Regions from separate parts of the Homo sapiens genome. Here region 1 is linked to region 2. The links are chromatin contacts, found by Hi-C or POLR2A ChIA-PET in ENCODE. All regions are on one chromosome and are shown on one strand. Each heading gives the region's core, a stretch centred on a gene start or an enhancer-like site at or near the end of the contact. The rest is flanking DNA. Distances are from core to core; before and after follow the strand shown.

Region 1 (4,336 bases), core at 53-2,552, 86 kb after region 2:
AGGCACAGACTATAAGAAAAAACATCAATGGGGCCGGACACAGTGGCTCACGCCTGTAATCCCAGCATTTTGGGAGGCAGAGGCAGGCGGATCACAAGGTCAGGAGATTGAGACCATCCTGGCTAACACGGTGAAACCCCGTCTCTACTAAAAATACAAAAAAATTAGCTGGGCGTGGCGGTGTGCGCCTGTAGTCCCAGATGCTGGGGAGGCTGAGGCAGGAGAATGGCATGAACCTGGGAGGCGGAGCTTGCAGTAAGCCAAGATCACGCCACTGCACTCCAGCCTGGGTGACAGAGCAAGACTCCGTCTCAAAAACAAACAAACAAAAACATCAATGGCTGGGTGCAGTGGCTCATGCCTGTAATCTCAGGACTTTGGGAGGCCGAGGCAGGCAGATCACCTGAGGTCAGGAGTTCAAGGCCAGCCTGGCTAACATGACAAAACCCCATCTCTACTAAAAGTACAAAAAATTAGCTGGGCATGGTGGCGGGTGCCTGTAATCCCAGCTACTTGGAAGGCTGAGGTGGGAGAATCGCTTGAACCCGGGAGACAGAGGCTGCAGTGAGCCGAGATCGCGCCATTGCACTCCAGCCTGGGCAATGAGAGCAAAACTGTCTCAAAAAACAACAACAAAAAAAAAAAACAAACAAAATCAATAAATTTGACCACATCAAAGTACATATTGTATTTATAAAGACAAAAACTCCAAATAACAACAATAAAACACCATAAATAAAGTGAAAACAAGTCCACAGCCTGAGAGAGGTTATTTACTATGCATTTAAGAGGCAGATAATTAGTATCCAGAATACAGGAAGAGGCTGGGCGCGGTGGCTGACGCCTGTAATCCCAGCACTTTGGGAGGCCGAGGCAGGCGGATCACTTGAGGTCAGGAGTTCAAGACCAGCCTGGCCAACATGGTGAAACCCTGTCTCTACTAAAAATACAAATTGAGCTGAGTGTGGTGGTGTGCACCTTTAGTCCAGATACTTGGGAGGCAGAGGCAGGAGAATCACTTGAACCCAGGAGGCGGAGGTTGCAGTGAGCCGAGATTGCAACACTGTACTCCAGCCTGGGTGACAGAATGAGACTCTGATTCAGAACAAATAATACAGGAAGAACTCCTGCAACTCAATCAGAAAAACAACAGATGGTCCAATGGAAGGAAAACGAGCAAAGGATGTGAACTGGAATTCTCAAAAGAGAAAAACTGGCCAGTAAACCTCTAGAAAAAGGAAGGTGCACATTCCTGTGACTCATACATTCCTCTTAGAAATTTGAACCGTAGACATGTACAAAGGTGGTAATTATAGCTTTATGATAGCAAAAAGCTGGAGTCACCAAATGGGAGAATGGAAAAATTATGGTACATTCATATGGTATCATTTTAGACATCATGTCATTTCTGTAGATTGTAAAATAAAAATTTTAGACAAGTGAAAGTGAACGAACCACAGAGTTGTGTGTATCAACATGGCTAATTCTCAAAGACTTAATGTTGAGAAAAAAAGAGCAAGTTACAGAATATACAAGTGCCGTGTACAACAGTGTGGACACTTTTGAAATACACACAATAATTTCAGGTTAGTGGTTTCTCCCAGGGGAGAGAGGAAGGAAAACTGTTTTTTTTTTTGTTTTGTTTTGTTTCTTAAAATGGTACTGAATGTTTTCTTTTTTAAAAATACCTGGAGCATATATGGCATGTTGTTGAGATTTGTTAAAGCTACAGTTGTGAGGGTATGGGTATTCGTTACTTTTTGTAATGTTTGAAGTATTTCCTAATGTCAAAGGCATCTCAAACAATTTTTTCTTTTTTTTAAGAGATGAGGCCTCACACTGTTGCCTAGGCTGGAATGCAGTGGTGCAATGACAGCTCACTGCAGCCTCAGCCTCCCAGGCTCAAGCGATCCTCCCACCTCAGCTTCTTGAGTAGCTGGGACCATAGGCATATACCTTTTGTACTTTTTGTAGCGACATGGTCTCACTACATTGCCCAGGCTGGCCTCCAACTCTTAGGCTCAAGTGATCCTCCTGCCTCAGCCTCCCAAAGTGTTGGGATTACAGGCATGAGCCATTGCACCCAGTCATCTCAGGCAGTTTTTAAAAAATTTTTATATATAGAGAAAAAGTGCACTCAGCAGCCAGCATGATCCAAAGGAGAAGCAGCTGCACCCTCTCAAGTGATGACGGGGACACCCCTCGGCTGATGAACAAGTTTCCTTAACCCAGTTTCCGCAGCGGTGGAGGAGTGCAGCCAGAAAGGCTGCCTCGCTCTGTCTCTCCTTGAACTCCTGGGTTTTAACCTCACCTTTGTCTTCCTGGCAAGCCTCCTTGTTCTCATTGAGGTGAGGTGGTTTGGATTCACCTGCTCGCTTAGGAGGTTTTAGAGTCCCGCACTCCTTTTCCCCACCTCCTTCCAGAATGTCAGGAAACTGAGAATGCAGATTCCTGCAGAAAGTGGCCTCTTGTTCACTAAAGGTAAAGGTTTCACCTCTGGTGAGATTAAAGAAGAAAGGCCTCCCAGGTGATGCTCATTCACAGGGAACTTGTACAGATTCTGGGGGGAGGAAAAAAGGGGGAAAGGGCTGAAAACAAAACTGTTGGGTGCCATGCGCACTACCTGGGTGACAGGATCATTCATGTCCCAAACCTCAGCATCATGCAATATACCCTCGTAACATACCTGTACATGCAATCCCTGAACCTAAAATAAAAGTGGAAATTATTTTTCTTTAAAAAGTGCAAGTCTGGCCACTTTGGGAGGCCAAGGCGGGCAGATCACCTAAGATCGGGAGTTTGAGACCATTCTGACCAGTGTAGAGAAACCCTGTCTCTAGTAAAAATACAAAATTAGCCGGTAAAAATACAAAATTAGCCGGGCGTGGTGGCGCATGCCTGTAATCCCAGCTACTCGGGCGACTGAGGCAGGGGAATTGCTGGAACCCAGAAGGCGGAGGTTGCAATGAGTGGAGATTGTGCCATTGCACTCCAGCCTGGGCAACAAGAGTGAAACTCTACCTCAAAAAAAAAAAAGAAAAAAAAGTGCAAGTCCTCCCATTGCCCCTCAGACCTCCTGAGTCAGATCCTCTGGAGTGGGGCCCAGCAGCTGTGGTTCTGCAAGCCCTCCAGGTGACGCTCACGCTGCTAATGAAGGTGGCCAGCTCTCCCTCTTCCGCCGCCCAGATTGTTGAGGGTAAGCCAGAGAACCAATGGATTTCGAGTTATGGGTGTGCCTGCTCTCCTCCATCAGCCGGTGGCAGCAGGTTCCGGGATACCCGAGGTCAAATGCTATCTGAATGGCGTAAAGGTGCCAGGAATCGTCCGTCTCCGGACCCTGCTCTGCAAGGTCCTTGGAGTGCTGTTCAGTGTGGCTGGAGGTAAGAAGGGTCCAACTTGTATCCTTCAAATACTCAAAGGGCAGAGACGACAAGAAGCATGATGTATTTCAGTTATTAGATTTGGACTGCAGGGCCCAGCCTCAAACAGCTGATGTCTGCACTTTTTGTTGATGGGCTGTTTTTAAATGCAGACACTGTTCGTATGTTACCATTCAGATACCTGACAAACACACTCTTCAGTTTTGGGATTTGGAATTTAGCTTGTGGAATTAGCTTTTGTCAAAATTAGCAAGCTTTTTGTGTCAACAGCCAGATAGTAAATATTTAAGGCTTTGTGGGCCAAGAATCAGAATGGAAGCTCTTATGTAGATGTTTATGTAACTATTTACATGTGTGCATTTAAGAACGTAAAAGCCAGTCTTAGTTCTCAGGCCGTGTAAAACCAGGAGGGAGCTGGTGGTCTGGGCTCACAGGCTCTCATTTGCTGACACACAATTTAGAATGTAGAGTGTTTTCTCTTCTAGCAAGACTTGAAATGGAGCTTATTTGGTGGGAATTTGGCTCTTTCTCTTATAAAGTCTTAGGATCATCTCTGTTCAGTTGTCACGAGGAAGGTTTTTGTAGCCAAGGTCTCCTGACCCAGGGGCGTTTCTGCACTGACTGTTGGTCTTTCCTTTTTCACCCTGCCCAGGGCTCTTCGTGGAGAAGGAAGGCCCCATGATCCACAGTGGTTCGGTGGTGGGAGCTGGCCTCCCTCAGGTAAGATGGGCTGAGAGGGTGTGGGCCTCTGGGCAGGCCTAGTGGGAGGTCTGGTTACACTGGGCCAAATCCATTGGGACACCCTGACATCACATTGGAACCTGGTGCCATTCTGGCTTCACGTGTAAACCATGTGTCTATCTCTCAGGAAAGGGCATAACTTATACTTGGAAGTTTTAATGATGCCCTACCGAGCCCTAGGAGCAAAAATGAGACATAGAGAAAAACTGTGACGT
Region 2 (4,436 bases), core at 1,350-3,849:
CTTCCGCCCCTACAGGGTCCTGTAAATGTCAGTTTAGTAAATGTCAGCTCTAATCCTAGGAGTTGTTTTGCGGTTTTTTTGTTTTTTTTTTGACATGGAATCTCACTCTGTTGCCCAGGCTAGAGTGCAGTGGCAGGATCTCGGCTCACTCCAACCTCCACCTCCCAGGTTCAAGCAATTCTCCTGCCTCAGCCTCCCAAGTAGCTGGGACCACAGGTGCACACCCCCATGCCTGGCTAATTTTTGTATTTTTAGTAGAGACGGGGTTTCATCATGTTGGCCAAAATGATCTCGAACTCCTGACCTCAAGTGATCCACCGGCCTCAGCCTCCCAAAGTGTTAGGATTACAGGCTTGAGCCACCGTGCCCGGCCTGTTTTTCATTTTCTCCTTACAAAGTGATCACAACTTTATTATATACCTAAAGGCTTGGATTAAATCCCTCTAGAATCTGGAGTGTATGGGAAATATTTTTTAGAAGGAAATTGATCAGGCTGCGCACTGTGGCTCACGCCTGAAATCCCAGCACTTTGGGAGGCCGAGGCGGGCAGATCACCTGAGGTCAGGAGTTTGAGACCAGCCTGGCCAACGTGGCAAAACCCTATCGCTACTAAAAATACAAAAATCAGCCGGGCATGTTGGCACCCACCTGTAGTCTCAGCCACTCAGGAGGCTGAGGCAGGAGAATCACTTAAACCCGGGAGACGGAGGTTGCAGTGAGCTGAGATCGCGCCACTGCACTCCAGCCTGGGTGACAGAGCCAGACTCCATCTCAAAAAAAAAAAAGATAATAATAACATAATATTCTAATATTGACTGCTTACTGAGAAATTACTCTCTTCTAAGTACTTTACTAATAACAATAATTAATTACCAATAATGAACTAATAATAATAATAGCAACCAGTCCTAAATCAAACTGGATGTAGCCATTTGGCTGGTCTCTAATTTACCCCTAGACTGGGGGGATCTGTGCCTCCTAAGAGGGCATTAAGTTAGGCCTATGGGCCCTGCAGCCCTGCAAAACTCTCCTCATCCATCCAGAGAAACCCTTTCTTTGCATCTGGAGAGACTATGGGTCTTGGTATTATCTAAGGACTCACCCAGGCAGTTTTGTAGGTTCCCACCTGGTTTCCCCCACCCTAGGAATAAGACCAAGTGCTCAGGTGTACCCTGAAGGTTTCCATACCTAGGTGACACTAAACAAAAGCTGGTGTTCTCTAAAGGAAAGTTGATGTTAGGAAGGGACCTGGAGGTAGAGCGGATTAATGTTCTTGTTGCGGTGGGGGGATGTGGTGGTCAACAATCTTTAAGGGAGGTGCCAGGTGAGGCAGGAGACAGCCCTTTCTTTCCTCATGTACAATTGGGGGAGGAATTTCTTATGGTTTTTCAGCTAGAGTTTTCTAAAACTTTTGGTATGCTGATTAAAGTGGGCTCCCACCAATTTGGCTCCTCAGGTGTTGCTTTTTGTTTGTTTGTTTTTCCCAGACAAGGTCTCACCCTGTCGTCCAGGCTGGAGTGTAGTGGCGTGATCTCGGCTCACTGCAGCCTCCCCGGTTCAAGCAATTCTCGTGCCTCAGCCTCCTGAGTAGCTGGGACTGCAGGTGCACACCACCATGCCCTGCTAATTTTGGTATTTTTAGTAGAGACGGGGTTTCACCATGTTGGCCAGGCTGGTCTCGAACTACTGAGTTCAGGTGATCCACCCTCCTTGGCCTCCCAAAGTGCTGGGATAACAGGGGTGAGCCACTGCGCCCAGCCTCATCTTGTGTTGGTAATAACAATAGCTTGTGTGTCCTGCCCATTTACTAAGTGCCGGGCACTGTTCTCTCCTAGAACAAACCGTAGTTAGACTCCTCTGAGTCCTCATCTTGACTAGGCCTCGGCCTTGGACCTCTGTGTCTTCCTGTCCTTGCTGGGCCTGAGCCTGCATAATAAACCAGTTTCAGCAAGAGTCCTGCTAAGTTAGCAAGAACTCCCCCATCCTTGATGTCTCCTCCTAGGAATCTTCCATTCCTGCTCCCTCATTCTGCTCTGGCTATAAATCCCTCCTTGGTCCTTGTTGTATTCGGTGTTGAGCCCAAACTCTCACTCCATGGCAATAACCCTACAGCAAGTCTTGAACAGTACTGGTTTAACAACAGTCCCAATAACGTTTTCTTTAACAACAGCAGTTAGCTCATTTAATCCTCATAAGGATCATATGAGGTAGGTAGCCTAAATAGCCCATTTACACAGGGAAGTGGGAAGGAGAGAGGGTGCCCCCAAGGATGAGACACAAGCTGTTGCCACATCAGCACTTTGCGCCTGGACGGTCCCCCAGTTGTCCTGGCTGCAGGCAGTCCGAACAGTCCGCTTCCTGGAATATTAGCCAGGCAGGATACGCCCTGGGCGACAGAAACTCCAACTTTCGCCAGCGGCCCCCAAGTACTGCCTGGGCGGTGGCGGGAGTCTGGAGCTTGGCTGAAGGCGCGAGCTGCCGACGCCGTCTCCTAGCAACCAAGCGGCGGTCACGTGACCCGCTCCAGCCCGTTTCACGTGGTCTTGAGCTGCGCTGGGGTTGGAGTGGCCGCAACGGGCGGGGCGGGGCGGGGCCGGGCAAGTTTGTTCCCCGAGTTCGGAGCCTAGGAGCCCCCCGCGGCTGCGGCGCAGGTGCCCTCGGCCTGAGTCGGGATGGAGCTGCCTGCTGTGAACCTGAAGGTGGCGACGGGCTGGGGGGAGGGTCCCCTTTGCGGGAGGAAGTGGGACATTTGCATTTTCCCGGAAGGTGGGAGGAAGGACCGGAGTTTTGGGGAAAGAGGGATGGTAGGGAGGAAGGGAAGGTACAGACCCCACGCAAGAAGGAGATGGGCAGGCAGGCCACAGCAGGGAGAGTGATCCAGGCACAGGCCAGCAGGGCGACACTGAGGGGCCGTGGGAGGTGGCAGCGGAGGGCAAGGGCCGCCCCCTCCCGGACTCAGACCCTCCCAGCGGGCAGCGCCGGTCCCAGCATTGCTGTTGCCTGCACGCCCAGAATTCCCCTGGAGGAGGAGGAAGGTGCGCGGGAGGGGCTTGTAGGCGGCTCACCTCCCCCGCGCGGGGTCAGGGACTGGGCTTGCCCCCCGGGTCCCAGCACCGTTTCAGGAGCCTCCTTGTTTGCTAAGTCGGGTTAAGGAAATCAGATGTTCCCAAGCAGTTGGTTTTATAAAGTTTACACATCCAGCGCCCTTATTTCATAATCAAGAAGCGCGAACTCCAACAGAAATTACTTAAAAGCAGAAAACCCCAACTTTGTGCACTGGGGAAAACACTGCAGGGCTTCCTGTGGTGTCTTCATTTCCCGAGCCGTGAGCTCAGTCCGGGTCTGGGTGCCAGCGGCTGTTCTTTTTCTCCCCGCCCAGCCCCGCCGCCCACGTGTCTGGGCTCCATTTGCATTAGAGGGGCTAGGGGCTGTAGTTTTGGTCAGGAAGGTGTGGACCTTGGACCAAACCGGCCATTTTGGGTCTTAGTGCAGCCTCCTTTGAGGCAATATCCAGGAATGTCCTCTTACTCATGAATGACAGAGCATTTAGCTCCCTGTTGGTGTCTGGGACTAAAGGAACCTGAGAAATAGATGGTTACAAAACAATGGCTTAATACACTTTATTATTACACAACATCTGTGCTATGACTTGCTATAGGCATGTTTCCCTTCTTAATCATACTTGCTTCAGCAAACCTTCCTGAAGCTTCCAGTCAAAGGTGGTGGGGAGACATGGCTGGAGCAAGGGAATGGGCTTGGATGGAACGTTCAGCTGGGAAGAAATTTACGTGACAGCAGCCGAGGCTTGTTGGTATCAATATGCACTCTATTCCAGGCAATGTGGGGTTAACACCAACTGCCTTTTCTCTGATGAGGGATTTGCTTAAAATAATTGCTGACAGAGGATCAGGTGAGGGCAGTGGGAGGGACAGAGCTCTAATTTATGGGCTTCTGTGGTGTGCCAGGTTATTTAATCAAGGCAGCCTTATGAGAAAGCTGATATGGTCATCTTTTTACAGATGAGCAAACTTCAGCTTAGACTGGGTAAATTGCCAAGGTCCCACGGGGAGTAAGTGGCAATATCAGGATTTGAACCCATAGGGATCAGACTCCAGGGCCAGGTCCTTTCTGGGGTACCAGCTTAGGGCTGACTTTAACGTTGGCTGTTTCTGTCCTTTGGGAGGGCTTAGTCTCTTTGGGGCTTTTTTTGAGCAACTTTTTGGGCCTGACAGGCTAAGAGCATCCACAGGTATGAGCTATGCTGGCTTTCGGTACCCAGGATGAAAAGGCTGGTCCTCCCCTTGACTTGGCAAACGAGACCCCAGTCTCCAAGGGTGTTAGCCGCTACCAGTCAGAGACAACAAAGTGCTGGAAGGCCCTGAGGGGTCAGGGTTGTCAGGTCGTGTACAGGAGATCCAGGTGAATTTGAATTTCAG

Evidence for each region. Hi-C counts contacts between places; a loop is a spot of excess contacts on that map. ChIA-PET counts read pairs that join two places held with the same protein, here RNA polymerase II (POLR2A). Pooled maps may share reads with other maps.
Region 1: a map of PC-9 shows a loop between it and region 2 (3-fold over the local background). The contact joins the enhancer-like site here to the promoter of AGTRAP in region 2. A Hi-C loop is called at or near these places in 3 of 168 maps with a recorded cell type or tissue (B cell, PC-9 and heart right ventricle), 1 of 37 single-sample maps with no recorded cell type and 2 of 50 pooled maps. POLR2A ChIA-PET finds 5 or more read pairs at or near these places in 4 of 52 experiments (HEK293, OCI-LY7, activated B cell and 1 more).

The regions. Positions count from the first base shown.
Region 1 is chr1:11,820,454-11,824,789 of GRCh38, forward strand. CLCN6 (chloride voltage-gated channel 6) reads left to right here. Exons shown (of 23, transcript NM_001286.5): 6 at 2,242-2,348; 7 at 3,254-3,380; 8 at 4,033-4,100. Among named protein-coding and RNA genes, the nearest start is that of CLCN6, 16 kb to the left of the region's middle. Within about 2 kb of position 1,303, at least 3 of the 41 ENCODE cell types and tissues checked have a DNase peak (open chromatin) inside an H3K27ac peak, as active enhancers do; they include PC-9, where a contact is called at or near this core.
Region 2 is chr1:11,733,537-11,737,972 of GRCh38, forward strand. AGTRAP (angiotensin II receptor associated protein) reads left to right here and starts at 2,600. Exons shown (of 5, transcript NM_020350.5): 1 at 2,600-2,699. The coding sequence starts at 2,673.